Linked DNA regions of Homo sapiens: region 2 is linked to region 1. A link is a loop called in an ENCODE intact Hi-C map of the cell type or tissue named here. Cell type or tissue: A673. All regions are shown on one strand.

Region 1 (8,000 bases):
AACATTTTTAATTTGCCTATTTCCCAACTGGCTCATTGGCCTCTCGTGAGGCCCCTTAAGAAGATGGCTAGGAACAGTTTCCAGGGCTCCATGAGGAAAACAGAGATTTTTCCCAAAATGGGATTTGTAACACCTGTTCTGTTTTCCCGAGGAGTTGCATGCCACCAGAAGTTATTCTAGGGCCTTTCATACCTGCACCAAGAGGGACAAGACAGAGCGGAGAAAAGTAACTCAGTCAACTAAGAAAAAAACCTCTTTTAGATAAACAAGACTTATGAACAGAAAAACATAAAGGCCTTTTGAATATACTCATAGCTTGGATATCTGTTTTTAATTACACTGAATGCTCTTTAACAAAATCCTTTTTTATTCATTAAAACTTTACTGATAATATAAACAGTGATTTTTACCATTTCTTATATCAGTTTGCACCACCACTTGTTCAAAATCATGTTTAGGTTTTCCAGTTTCCTCTGGGAGATAGCGGCTGGCTTCAGGCAAGGGCAGGTTTTTAACTGGACTGTAGATCCCTGTAGCAGCAAAGCTTGATACTTGAGGAGGTGATTGTCTGTTAGCCAGAGACTTCCCTTAGATGGCAGCAGTCCTGCTATCCTGTGTGGGGTGCAAACAGTTAAGTTATTCCCCATGGTTAACCCACTGGCTGTTGAGCTGGACCTTGAGCCTTAATCAAATCTCCCAGGCCTATTTCCTTCCTTTCTGATATATAGAGATCAAATACCTTCCCTATAGGAAGACTGAGGGCTGATGCTTTAAGTAAGACTTGCTTTAGCTGGTTAAGGGCTTTTGAGTTTTAGGTTGCCAAGTTATGGAGTGAGTTCTAGCTGCTTGAGTTTCTTTTATGAGGTGGCATAAAGGATGAGTTATTTCACCATACTGAGGTATCCACGATCTACAAAAACCTGTGATGCCCCCATATTTTCCTAGCTGTTTGAGGGTTTGGGGAAGGGGAAAGGAGGAAATAGGCTGAATCTTTTCCTCGTCTAATGCTCTGGTTCCTTCTGACAAGACAAGACCTAGGTATCTAACCGAAGTTTGCCAGAGCTGAGTTTTAGATTTGGAAATTTTTTATCCTTTACATACTAGAAAATTAAGAAGAACCTCAGTGCCTTCTTGAGAAACCCCCTCAGTTGGGGCACAGAAGGGAGTGTTTTTACATAGTGCAAAATATTAAATTGAGGGTGAATAAAACTAGAAAGATCTTTGGACAGGGCCTGTTTCAGCAACTTTCTTCTGATATCAGGAGCTGCCTGAATAATGAAGTTGTTTTCTATTAAATTGGGAGACAAGTAGGTGTGTCTTACTAAAGCTTCTCTCAGCCTTTCCAAAAAGGCAGTGGAATTTTCATCTGGTTTCTGGTTCAACAAGGACAGTTTAGATTAATTAAGAGGTTTGCTTAATTTGCTGGTTCTTCTTATTTTTTGCAAGACTTTTAATAGGCACATTAGAAAGTGGGGTTTTTTTCACTTATTTATGGGGTCACTAGGGCCCCAGTTAGGGTATTCAAGGTGCACTGACTCTCTTCCTATTGGGAATGAGGATTCTGTCTGTCTTTATTATTTTACCCTGTTTCCCCTTTTGACTGAGTTTCTTTTTTGACTGCCTATTATTCATCTTTGAATATCTTTGCTGCCTGTAGGTTTTCTTGTTTCCCTGAAACAGGGTTTGGCTTAAAAGTAGTATACCAACTCTTAATGTAAGATTCAACACTTGGGTTAAATTTTGAAAGGCATATATATACATATATACACGTGTATATATACATATACATGTGTATATATACATATATACATATATATGATATATATAATATATATATATCAGAGTTATTAGAGAACTTGTCTAGATTCTCCTTTGTCTAAGGTGCTGTAATGAGAAGGGAACTTGGAATCTAGTGGCACCATGTTCATTGGGCATTTCCTGGAGGGGCAAAGGCAAAATTGGGAATTTTTTGAGTGGCACAACCAGAAGAGCTAATGATTTGGCTATTGGGATTCCCAAATAAATGGAGCAGGTAGAGCACCCAGATATTGCATTTAAGCATTCCCCAAGGATGCGTCTGTCTTTGGGGAATTATCCTTTGTAGGCTTTCCTGACACGGCTGCCAAGAGGTAAGGGTTAATTTTACAATGCTTGCAAGGATCTGGGTTGTCTTGCAGGGTAAAGAAATATCTAGTTGTTGGATACTACTGAATTTAATGCATCCCTAAGAAGGCTAGGCCTTCTCATTGTAAGATGGCCATGCCCTTGTGCAATAGAATATAAGCTGTTTTCTTTTTAGAGTCTTAGGGTCAAAGATGTTTCCAGTTATTCAAAATGCACTCGAGGGGTGTACAGACTGCAGATAGTTTGTTACCCATCTAGAAAGTGGGGGGAGACAAGGCATCCCTCAGTTGCCTTCCTCCCTTTTGTGTGACACAGGGTGCAGGAAAAGAGAGAAATGGTGTCCCCCTTCTCCTCCTTTCTGCTCTCCTCTGAGTCCTGGCGACCATTATAGGTGCCACCCCATGGTTACAAGAGTGACCTTTACCCATGGTCCTGGAAAAGCTAGTCAGCAGAATGTGGTCACACTTACCTGCTTAAAACTTTAGCCTTCCACCATGCTGGATTCCTAGACTCACTCAGCCCAAAAGATACCAGAGGTGCCCCAGAGGTCTGGGAGAAATTATATAGTAGTTGGATTTGGAAAAGACCCTTTAATGGAGGGAGTTTTTTAAAACTATCTTTAACTTCCCTTGCTATGGCCGCATTAAAAAATTGAAATCCCACAGAATGGGACTGATTAACTTCTAAACATAAAATTAATTTTTTGTTTAAATTCCAATGTAATTGATTGCAAAACAGGTGCCTTAAAAGAGTATGAAAATTGAATAGCTGCCCCTATTTTGATGGGGACATTATTGAAGCTAAGATCTGTCTTATCAGGATAGCTTCCTCCTGGCTGTGGAGAGTGAAGTTTTTTTTCTGTTTACAAATAGGACATGTGGCCTGATAACTGAGAGAAGGATGCAGAAGAAAAAAGAATTGAGTAACCAGAGGTTTGGGGCAGAGGTCTAACAAGGCTCTCCGTGGAAAAAAATCCATTTCCACTAGGTGGCGGTGTAGGGTTAGAATGTTAGGTAAAAACAGACTCCAAATTCTTTTCATGCAAAATTTAGGAAAAGAGGTTTAGGGTTTGATAGGCTGCCCCTATAGAATTCCCCCCAGCATAATAAAATTAACTTGTCTCCCAAAAGAACTATTTAAATTCACTGGACAATGCTAAGCTCTTATATAAAGGAAAATACAACCCAAATGGAGAGGAGAATATACACTTAGGGTGAAGTTTGCTCCCATAGGGTGCCATGAATATCTATTATTGAGGGAGAGAAGGGACCTTACCAGGTGAAAATTTAGACTGAAATCTTGATTTTGCCCAGTTTCTAGGAAGTTACAGAAACAACAACCCTTTGTATTACATTCCTGATTGCTAAGACACAGACTAACTCCACCCAACAAGATTCTATCTCTAGTTTGCAAAAACACCTGCAACATTGTACGTAAAAAAAGGATAGGGCCGAGTGTGGTGGCTCACACCTGTAATCCCAAGATTTTGGGAGGCCAAGGCAAGCTGGTCACCTGAGGTCACGGTTCAAGACCAGCCTGGCCAACATGGCAAAACCCCATCTCGATCAAAAGTACAAAAATTAGCGAGGCATGGGGGCTGGACTGGCATCTGTAATCCCAGCTATTCAGGGGGCTGAGACAGGAGAATAGCTTGAATCTGGGAGGCAGAGGTTGCAGTGAGCTGAGATCATGCTGCTGCACTCCAGCCTGGGCCACAAGAGCGAGACTCCATCTCAAACAAACAAACAAACAAACAGGCATAGGAGATATGATATCTGGGAGAAGAAAGAAGGAAAATGCAATAGGAAACTACTGGAAGTCCTTGTGCTGACATCCTGATGGGTCATCAGTGACTGGACTTAGTCTAAGGACATTCAGATAACACTGAGGGGTAGCCCCAGCCAGAAATCTTCAGTTACTCTAGGACATCCTTCCAACCCCACACAATGGCTAGGTCCTCCATGAAAGGAAACAAGATTGAAATAAACAAGAATCCTCAGAAATTAAAGTAAAGGGTTAAAGTTAAACATTCACTCTTGATGAATTCCCTTCTGATGAATTCCCTTCTTCCTGGCCCATTCACCAAGATGTAGCGCCTGGAGTTGTTTGTCCTACTGCCAAAAAAATTAAGGAGCACAGACATAAAAGTGAAGTTGGAGTGAAAGTTTAATAAGCAAAAGAAGAAAGTTCTTTGCCAGCAGAGAGTGGGTCCCAAACGGGAGTACTCCCTATGAGGCTGGAGTCCAGGGTTTTTATGGACCGGGAAAGGGAAGAAATTTGGCCATGAGCTGTCTGGAGAATGCATCGCTAAGTTTGGCCCAAGGCCTTGGCCCAGGACCAATCAGGGGCTGAAGTGATGATTCATAAGGGCTGGACTTACAGTCCAACAAAGGAAAACAGAGCGCCCACCAGAACCCACTGGAACCCACTGTGCCCATGCCCACAAATGCAGAAGAAACTTTTCCTGGGAGCCCACTGACTATACAAAAGACAAAGGCATTTCTAGGCCAGGCCTTGTTCCTTTATCTGAGTGAGCTGGAGATTTGTGCAAGTTTTTATCCAAATGGATTGGAGGATTTCTGTGTAGCCGTGGGCATGTCTTCCAGCACAACAGCCTGTGCTAGTTCCCTTATCGATGCTACAGCTCGAATTTTTCCTCAGGCTGCTTATTATGTTACGTGAGGATGAGGCACTGAGCAATGGGCTGCGATTTCCCGAGGACCCTTCCCTTGCTGTCCACCTAAGGCAAACTAACCAACTCCTTTCAATATTATATGAATGCTGCCTAACAACTTTCAAAGCACTTTCCTGCATATCCCAGAAATCTAGTACTGTTAAAGCAATATAATTTTCATTCAGATTTTTTTTATATTTACCAATGTGAAAACATAGTAGAAATATATATGTCTTGTAAATTTAGCTTGCTAAAAAAGAGACTTTTATAACTTTAAGGTGATAATGGAAGGAGTTTGAACAAGTATTATTTTTTAAACACATAATGAGTCACTGCTATATTTTACAGACCATCTGAAAGACTAACTTAGATAAGAAGCATTAGCCAATTTTACTGTAAAATAATGGTTATTTTTACATTAGTTAGTGTGTCTGCATAACATTATAAGTCTCCCCTATAGATCACAAAAATATTCCTAAAAATATGTGATAACCTGAAGTAAAACAAGAGAACAGCTTTTCTAATGTCCCTATTTTATCTGATATATAAGAGTCATCCAAGGAAAATAGAACACATTCATATATTTAGATTCTGGATAATTAGAAAATATTATAAATAACCACATTGTTTAATACAAGTGTATGATTTGTTTATGTATTATCAGTAATAAATGTACAAAATTTCACACTTAACCATAACTCCAGAGCTACTGCTGTACTGCAAATAATTATAAAAAAGAAATAGCCCTAAGAGATTATGGTTCATGAAAAGAGATGCAAACAGAAGTTAATCTATAATATCATACATGTGAATTAACATATTTTATAAATATTGATTTCACTAACTGGGAATGCATAATAATTCTGATTATTTTTTAAAAAATTAATTTTATCTTTGGTTTGCTTAAAGAAAATCGGTTCGGGAATTTCTCCTTCTACCCTAAATAAAGTAATAGGATTTATATCTTCCCTCTCAACTAAAACAACCAAAAAAGGTAACAGACAAAGTGCGTAAAACAGTTGTCAAAACACTGGACTCAGAAAATGAAGGCAGTGATATATGAGAGAAAAAAAAAAAAAGAAAAGCAAGGTCAAACTTACAACCTTACAATTAATCTTTCTTACTGCTTTGAGATAATTTTCAGCCTGTGGTTTACTGAGAGGGAACTTAGACGAGCCCAATAGCCATAGGAAGGCAAAAGCAACACAACCCATAAGATCACTGTATTAGTCAGGGTTCTCTAGAGGAATAGAACTAATGGAATATATACATATGTGTGTGTGTGTGTGTGTGTGAGTGTGTGTATATATATATATGATATATATCAAAGGAATTCAGTGGAGAAAAGATAATCATTTCAACAACTGATACTACAACTACATATATATATATATGTACACAGACACACACACACACACACACACACCGGAGTTTAAGTATTAACTCACACAATCACAAGGTCCCACAATAGGCCATCTGCAGGCTGAAGAGCAAAGAGAGCCAGTCCAAGTTCCAAAACTGAAGAACTTGGAGTCTGATGTTTGAAGGCAGGAAGCGTCCAGCACGGGAAAAGGGTGTAGGCTCGGATGCTAGGCCAGTCTCTCTTTTCACATTTTTCTGCCTGCTTATATTCTAGCCTTGCTGTCCGCTGATTAGATTGTGCCCACCAGATTAAGGGTGGGTCTGCCTCTCCCAGCCCACTGACTCAAATGTTAATCTCCTTTGGCAACACCCTCACAGACACACCTAGGATGAATATTTTGTATTCTTCAATCCAATTAAGTTAACACTGAGTATTAATTATCACAATCACATATTGGAAAGAGGATATCACCAGTGACATGGAGAGCCCCTTCTCCCAAGAGTTTAGCCTTCCCCCAATACCAGGAAAAAGACAAGACTATCTACTTCCACCACTTCTGTTCATCATTGTATTAGTGGTTCCAGCCAGTACAATAAAGCAACAAGAAGAAATAAAATGTCTTACTTTAGAGAAAGAAAATCTTTATAAACAGATGACATAATAGCTTATGCAGAAAATTCAATGGAATCTATAAAATAGTACTAGAAGCAATAAGTGAAGTTAGTAAGGTTTTGGAATACACATTCAACATTTTTTACAAAATTCTTTTTTTATGTTAGTAATAAACACCAAAAAATTGAAATGAAATCTATCATAGCATCAAAAAGTGTAAAATATTTACAGATAAATTTGACAAGTATGAGAAAGGCATACACTCAAATATTAAAAACATTGCCCAGAAAAAAACAAGAAATTTTAATTAATGGATACATATATGATGTTCCTCAATAGGAAACTCAGTATTTTTAAGATTTAACTGTTTCCAACTTGATTTTTATATTCAATAAATTGTATTCAAAATTCCAGTAGGCTTCTTTTTTTTCAGAAATTGAAAATCTGACTCTAAAGTTGGTAAAGAAATCTGAAACTTAAAATAACCAAAACAGCTTTGAAAAGAACATATTTGGAAGATTAACACAAAAAGATTTGAGACTTATAATCAAAATCATTTAGAATTATATTACTATATAGAAATAATAAATAAATATAGAAAAATAGATCAATATGACTGATTAAAGAGTTGGGAAATAGACCCAAATGTATCTGAACAATAGATTTTGGAGATTTTTCAAAGCAATTCAGTGGAGAAAAGATTATCATTTCAACAACTGATGCTACAACAATTAGATATCGATATGCAAATAAGTGAATGTCAATCTGTAATTTACACCATATATGAAAATTAACTCAAAAAGTATCATAGTACTAATTGCAAAAGCTATGATTATAAAACTTCTAGAGTAGTTGGGAAAAATTGTGGCTTTGGTTTACAAAGATATCTTAGATATAATTCAAAATAATTATCTGCAAAAAAATGAATAAAATTGAACTTCATCAAAATTAAAATCTCTATCTCATCAAAAGGTACTTTTAACAAAATTAAAAGAAAAACAATAAACTGTGAGAAAGTATTTGAAAAGCACATACTGATTGTATTTAGAATATATAAGGAACTCTCAATACTGAATACAAATTGGAGTTAGAGGAACAAAGTAACGCTACAAAAATGAGCAAAATATTTTAGCAATAATTTTACCATAGAAAATATACAGATAACAAATAATTTCATAATTAAATGTCAACATAATCAGTTGGAAAATAAAAGTTAAGGCTACAATG
Region 2 (8,000 bases), 550 kb after region 1:
ATCAAATATTTTTTATTGAGTTTTTAGGGTTTTTTAGGTATAAGAACATATCATCAGAGAAAAGAGATAAATTAATTGCTTTTCCAATTTGGATGCCTTTAATTTTCTTGCCAGATTGCTCTGGCTAAGCTTCAAGCACTGTATTAAATAGGAGTGGTGAAAGTGAGCATCCTCATTTTGTTCTAGTTCTTAGGGGATTAAAATTTAGTTGTATTTTTTTAAGCTTACTTTTGAGATTTCTTTGTCTTTCTAAGCTCCAGTTTGCTTCAACTATTTTTTATAATAATAATATATATTGACACTGAAAAAATGCCTTTTGTTTAGCACCTAATAATATTTCATGCAAAATTCTCTAAAGATTTTTAAGACCTTTGTAGATTATGTAGGTTTTTCACTAATTCAAGTCCATTTATGACAAAATATACCAGTGTCTTTGCCTTAGTACATTTCCTATCACACTGTAACATTCTTTTTGAAAAATATATTTTATAAAAATACTGTGTGGCATCTTCTTAGTTCTTAATTATGTTTTTAAAACTTCCAGGTGTTGCCTTAGATTTTCATTAAAAAATGATTATTTTAATGTTATGTTAATTTCTGTGTTGCTAAGATATTATTTTTTATTAGTCTGAACTAAAATTAGAGTTCCAAATCTTATTCTTTAGCTTGATATCCTTTTAAAACTATATGGAATAATAATTTAATATGTATATTAAATGAATATAAATATTTCATGTGTACAGATAATAGAAAATAAAGATTAAATTAAAAAGTTAGATCATGTGCTTGATTATTCAGAATCATTTTAAGAAGAGTTATCAAATGATAAAAACAGAATATCAGGAATTAACTAGCCATTTTTTATAATGTTCATTCTCACTTTTTTTTTAACCTTTGCTTGTTACAGAAGCAATTTGCTTCTGTTCATCTATATTCCTATGTATCTTACATCAATAATTCTTGTTTCTTTTTTAAATAATTTCAACTTTTTTTTAGATTCAGAGGGTACATGTGCAGATCTTTCTCTCTCTCTCTCTTTCTCTCTCTTTCATTCTTTCTTTTTTTGATTTTTACTGGCATGTTCTTGCTATGTTGGCCAGGTTGGTCTTGAAATCTTGGCCTCCCAAAGTCCCAAAATGCTAGAAATACAGATGTGAGCCACAGCACCCAGCCTGCAGGTTTGTTACATGGGTATATTGTATGTCAGTGAGGTTTGGGGTATGAATGATGCAATCACCCAGTATAGTACCCAATAGGTAGTTTTTTTTTTAGTTCTTGATCCTGTCTCTCCTCTCTCTAGTAGTCTCCAGTGTCTGTTTATTCCATCTTTATGTCTATGTGTACCGAATGTTTAGCATCCATTTATAAGTGAGAATATGTAGCATTTGATTCTTTCTTTCTGTGCTAATTTGCTTAGGATAATGACCTCAAGCTGCATCCATGTTGCTGCAAAGTACATGATTTCCTTCTTATGGCTGTATAGTACTCCATGATGTATATATATAACATTGGTCCAAAAGTAGTTGTGGTTTTGTAATTTAAAAGAAATAGCAAAAAATGCAATTACTTTTGCACCAACCTAATGTATATATTACGTTTTTTCCAAGATATGATTAATATATTTTCCAATATATTATATTACATATTCTTTTATAATATGTATGTATTAGATTTTCCTTTTTCTAATCCACTATTTATGGGCACCTAGGTTGATTTTATGCCTTTGCTATGGTTAATAAAGCTGCAATGAACATATACGTGATGTGTCTTTTCGTTAAAATGATTTCTTTCCTTTGTGTGTATACCCACTAATAGGATGGCTGGGTAGAGTGGTAGTTCTATTTTAAGTTCCCTGAGAAATATCCTAACTGCTTCCCTTGTGGCTGAACTAATTTATATTTCAATCAACAGTGTATAAGCATTCCTTTTTATTGGCAGCCTTGCCAGAATCTGCTATTTTTTGACTTTTTATTAATAGCCATACTGACTTGTGTGAGATAGTATCTCCTTGTGGTTTTTAATATTTAAGGTCTTATATTTAAATCTTTCACCCATAGTATCTCATTGTGGTTTTGATATACCTTTCTCTGATGATTACTGATGATGAGCATGTTTTCATATGTTTGAGAAGAGTTTGTTCATATAATTTGTCCATATAAAGAGGTTGTTTGTGTTTTGCCTGTTGAATTGCTTAAGTTCCTTGTAGATTCTGGATATTAGACTTTTTTTGGATGCATAGTTTGTGAACATTTTCTCCCATTCTGTAGGTTGTCTGTTTACTCTGTTGGTGTTTCCTTATACTGTGTAGAAGCTCTTTAGTTAAGTTAGGTTTCACTTGTCATTTTTGTTTTTTTCTTTTTCTTGAAATTGCTTTTGAGGACTTAGTCATAAATTATTTGCCAATGCTGATGTCCAGAAGGGTATTACCTAAGTTTTTTTCTAGGATTTTTAATGTATAACGTGGTATTTAAATCTTTTACCCATATTACACTTGTATGTGGTGAAACAAAGGGGTCCAGTTTCATTCTTCTGTATATGGCTGGTCAGTTACCCCAGCAACATTTATTGAACAGGAGTCTTTTCTCTATTGTTTATTTTTGTCAATTTTGTCAAACATCAGAGGGTTGTAGGTGTGTGGCTTTATTTATGTGTTTTTTATTCTGTTCCCTTTCTGTATGTTTCTGCTTTTATACCAGTACAATGCAGTTTTGGTTACTGTACCCTTACAGAAAGTCAGTAATGTGATGTCTCTGGCTTTGTTCCTTTTGCCTAGAATTGTTTTGGCCAGTCGGGCTCTTTTTGGTTCTATATGAACTTTAGAATAGTTTTTTTTTTTTTCTAATTCTGTGAAAAATGACATTGGTAGTTTTATAGGAGTACTGTGGAAGATGTAGATTGCTTTGGGCAGAATGGCCATTTTAATGATACAATAGTTATTTTTAATGCCTTCCTTTCTTTCTCAGATCCAATCAGTTACCAAGATCTGTGCAATCTTCAGTTATATATATTTTATGTAGACCCTTTCACTTTTCATTCGTAGTATTCATATCCTGGTCTAGGTACTCATGACTTTCTGGACTGCCAAAAAAGCCTTCTAATACATCTCTCCAAGGCTGCTTTGTTTTTCCTCCTCTACTCTGTCCTGCATAACAGCATCAGATTGATATTCCAGGAACACTACTTTGATCATAGCACTTCCTAATTTCTTCCACAGCACCATCACTGACTTTCTGAGAAAAATCAAATAATTTCAGGTAGCGTCCAAGACCCTCTTTCCAGACTTTTTGCTATCCTATATTCAACTATAGCAAATCTGGTGCATTTTTACTTCTCCAAATGCAGCTGTTGGTTTTCTGTCTCCTAATGTTTATTCCCTTCCTTCCTTCCTTCCTTCCTTCCTTCCTTCCTTCCTTCCTTCCTTCCTTCCTTCCTTCCTTCCTTCCTTCCTTCCCTGCCTCCCTCCCTCCCTCCCTCCCTTCCTTCCTTCCTTCCTTTCTTTTTATTGAGACGGAGTCTCGCTCTGTCACCCAGGCTGGAGTGCAGTGGCACGATCTCGGCTCACTGCAAGCTCCGCCTTCCAGGTTCACGCCATTCTCCTGTCTCAGCCTCCCGAGTAGCTGGGACTACATGTGCCCGCTGCCACGCCCGGCTAATTTTTTTGTATTTTCGGTAGAGACGGGGTTTCACCATCTTAGCCAGGATGGTCTAGATCTTCTGACTTCGTGATCCGCCTGCCTCGGCCTCCCAAAGTGCTGGGATTAGAGGCGTGAGCCACCGCGCCTGGCCTACTAATGTTTATTCTTATTATTTTCTTCTCATAGAATGCCATGTATCACTAACACCAACTACCCAGTTATTATAACACCTACAACAGATGCCAACAAATTTTTGAATTTGTCTGGATATCCACAACTCATATATCATTGTTGTTTGAGTAATTATTTTTTAATATTTAAATCTTGCCTTATGATATGTGAGGAATTACATATTTTATCTATCCTACAAAATTTTAAGAGGTAGGAACGGTTTTATGTATATGTATAAATATACCTCAGTACTAATACTACCATATAATTACTTTATATATACTACCAATACTACCCATATAATTACTTTAAAAACTCATTGGATAATTGACCAAAAAACAGATAAGTTATTAAGGCCAAGTAATCAAGAAAGAGAAAATGAGAAGTTATCTACTAAATTTATTGGGAATTATTTTAAAACTATATATATAGTTTTATATATTTTTTATATATATTTATATATTTTATATATTTTATATATATATATAAAATACTGTTGCTACCAAAAAAATAATAAATGACAAAATCTCCAACGCATAAGGAAGAGTAAGCTATTTGTCACACATTTATTTTCAATTAAAATAATGGAATCTCACATACAGATATATCTGTTATAGTGTCATATTGCACTTTAGTACACATTACCTCATTTTGTCTTCACAGACGCACATGTAGAATGCCTTTCTACTGTTGTTATCCTGATGAAGAAAAGATAGTTTAAGGAGTTAAATAACTAATAAGAGTTTTAGAGCTAATAAGAAATAGAGTCTGTATTTGGAAACAAACAAAAACTTTATCTGTGATTACAAGACTCCTGCTGTTTCTCCTGCACCATAATAACTTGTTGTTTTATCCATGAAGTTCCTCATGCTTAATAACTTTCTTATGCTCAACCAGTTGTTACAGGATGATGTATTGATACTAGAGCGCAGACTTTATTGTTTAGCTATTGTTTTCATTATGTCACTCATTTAAAAAATAATGGTATTTATGATGTAAATAAGATAGGAAGAAGAGGAAGTAAAGAGACAAACATAAAATAATCTGCACAATTATTATATATACAAATCCTCACAAACATAGGCCAATGTGTATTGGGTGTATGTAAAGTTGCAGAGTTAACATTTCTGTAAGTAATATCCTTTAGAGCAAGATTTGAACTTTTAAAATCACATCTGATATAACTTTCTTGACTCTCAATGTAAACAGTGGAATAATAGCATTATCTCCAACAGGAGCTAAAGAAATATTTATATTTTTTGATGTAGTATGAAATAAGATCTACTAGTGTTGATTGCTCACTACCATTCAAGTTCATTAAGTATGGCTCTTCAAAATATTCAATCTTCTAACAAAATATTCACTACACTAACAAAAAATAAGATAAAAATAACGACATGCTGTATTTTTGATTGATTTGTTTTTAACCCTTAAACTATCTGTAAATTTTCAAAAACACTTCAACGGATTAATCATGGAGTATAGAAAAAGAGGAGTGTGCATTAGAATTTGTGGCAAAAGTTATTACACAAGTCATCTAATTTTTTATTACAGTTCTGTATATACTACTATTTAGAGATTGAGATTAGTCATATGTGCTGCATACTTTGTTTGTTTTAACAGTTCATATATTTATATAATTTAGTCTCATTTTAAAAACCTATTCTGCCATGTTAACATAACTTCTTCAGCCACTGGATTTTCTTTAAATGGAACCAGAACTTGAAGTGGTTTTCATTTAAGGATGATATACTTAAATACTTAATTGTACACTTCTCTAATCAAACTTTTTACCCTGATTTTCATAATCTAACTCTTATTATCTTCCTTTCGTCCTGTTACTATCACTCAGAGGCATTTAACTTCAGCGAGGAAAACCTTGTTTTATTTCTTGAGCATAAAAGCTTTTTATTGCAAATGTTTAGATAAACTGTTTTCTTTTTCTGGAATGATCTTACCCTCAATACCTTAGATAGTGGGATCCTTCTCACTTTTGAAGTTTCAGATTAAGTATCATCTCCTCCGAATATAGTTCCTTAGTATTTCAGTAGACTGTAAAACAAACAACAAAAAACACACAAACAAAATACCTCATTGCCCTCAATCATGAATTTTTGTCCCTTTCTCATCAGTATCCATATTTTTAATTCAAAAGTTATTTTCTTTTTTATTTCAGTTACTGCAATTTTGAAAAACAACTGGAAAAATATAAGTACCCAATTTCTTATTTTGAGGTCTGGAAAAAAATCAATACATTAAAAGACATACTGAATCAAAAGTAGGATTTAAGATGACTGAGAGAATTGGTATTGAAGACATAACTATACATAGATGTGTTGACATTATTTTTGTATATTTATTATTGTCAATTCAGTGACTGATAGAAAGATGCACAATACTATGTAACAAACTTGCTCCTACCCCTTGGAAACAGATCATCTAAATTTGCTGATTTGGGTTTATTCAAATATTCAAGAATCCCTGTCAGGTTTGGTCAATAGCATTTTTGCAAAGACATCATTATTTTCTAAATTTCTATCATTTTTCTAATTTAAAAATTATTTGTACAAGTAGTTTCAACAACTCAGCCATTTTGAACTTACTAATTTTAAGCTTGTCCTTATTAATTAGTAGCCTATTTTTGCATCATTGCTTATCTCCTGATAAATTCAAAGCAATCACAATTTTAAAGCCATTGTACCAGTATAAGCTTTTTGCCCCTTTTATTTATTTTATCCATGGAAGCTTTTCTATTTTCTACTATTCTTTTCTATTTTCTATTACTATACCGTTTTCACCCTTAAACATATAGAAAAGTTCCTAGTAATAACATCTCCTTATTTACAGCAGTATGTTAGTAGCAATCACAAAAAGGGGGGATGAGAGGTTTTGTATTCTTTTTAAAGACAATTAATTAATATTTAGAAGTTATCTTCACGGATTTACCGATCTGATAATTTGCTAAACCCAAAATTCCAACAAGTAACAGGAAAGAAAGAAAAAAATGATTACAAAATATCAGGAATGAAAAATAATTTTATGTCTAATTTAAGGTTATTAGTTCAACCTATATTGACTAAACAGCTAGACAAACAAATAAATAATTGTTGACTGTCTGGCACTTTCTTCCAAGAATCTACAAATTACTGCATCCAGAGGAACTGGCTACAATATACCCTATATGCCCATTTTATAATGCATGGTCCCCTTAGGTCCTGCTTAACTTTAAGTTTGGCTTCTGGCCAATGTGAAATAAACTAAGGGAACATGTCTCAAATATTTAATTACTGTTATATGGGATTGTTATGCCCCTGCTCACATTATTGTGTTTTTTTATTTTCTAATTTTTCATAATATTTTACGAATGTTTGTTGTTGTTTTTAAGGAAAAAAATATTAGAAACTCTGATACTTAGTACTGCCTTCTGTTATGAATATTTTCATTACCCAGGCTTAATAAAGCAGTAGCAAATAGTTTTTAGAATTTCTACATTACATGTTTTAATTTGTTTTCTTTCTTCCTTTCCATCATTTTTTTCTCTCTTTAAGAAATATAGTCTCAGCCGGGCATGGTGGCTCATGCTTGTAATTCCAGCACTTTGGGAGGCTGAGGCGGGCGGATCACGAGGTCAGGAGTTTGAGACCAGCCTGGCCAACACAGTGAAACCTCGTCTAATAAAAATACAAAAATTAGCTGGGCGTGGTGGCAAGCGCCTGTAATCCCTGCTACTTGGGAGGCTGAGACAGAAGAATCGCTTGAACTCGGGAGGTGGAGGTTGCAGTGAGCCAAGATTGCACTCCAGCCTGGGCAACAGAGCTAGACTCCGTTTCAAAAAGAATAAAAAGGAAAATAAATAAATAAATAAATAAAATAAAAAGAAATATAGTCTCAATGTATTGCCCAGGCTGGAGTGTAGTGCTGAGATGATTATAGTTCACTGCAGCTTCGAACTCCTAGGTTTAAGCTATCCACCTGACTCAGCTACCCCAGTAGCTGGGATTACAGGCATGAACCACCACACCCAGCCTTGTATATTTTAATTTCATAAATTTATCACTGAACTTACTACTATGTAACATCAGACCAGTCTCTGAATATGAAAACTGTCTTATTCAATGCTTTTGAGTTCTGTGATCTAACAGATTTAATTTTAATTTATCACTACTGTGCCTTCTTAATAATTGTCATTCACAT

What was found. A loop is a pair of places that touch in the nucleus more often than their neighbours do. Peaks named below come from ENCODE experiments on the same cell type or tissue, not always from the same donor. Only the 100,000 strongest peaks of a DNase experiment are listed, where the experiment ranks them.
Region 2: it touches region 1 in a loop (11-fold over the local background); 5 of 110 quality-filtered maps call a loop at or near these places.

Annotation. Positions count from the first base shown.
Region 1 is chr3:163,053,971-163,061,970 of GRCh38, forward strand. No RefSeq gene overlaps it. Among named protein-coding and RNA genes, the nearest start is that of LINC01192, 250 kb to the right of the region's middle. In A673, a CTCF peak has its summit at 3,103 (motif pointing right); a DNase peak (open chromatin) is centred at 3,111; H3K27ac peaks cover 2,858 bases.
Region 2 is chr3:163,608,802-163,616,801 of GRCh38, forward strand. No RefSeq gene overlaps it. Among named protein-coding and RNA genes, the nearest start is that of LINC01192, 310 kb to the left of the region's middle. In A673, no CTCF peak of the experiment used is centred here; DNase peaks (open chromatin) are centred at 3,260 and 3,630; H3K27ac peaks cover 6,692 bases.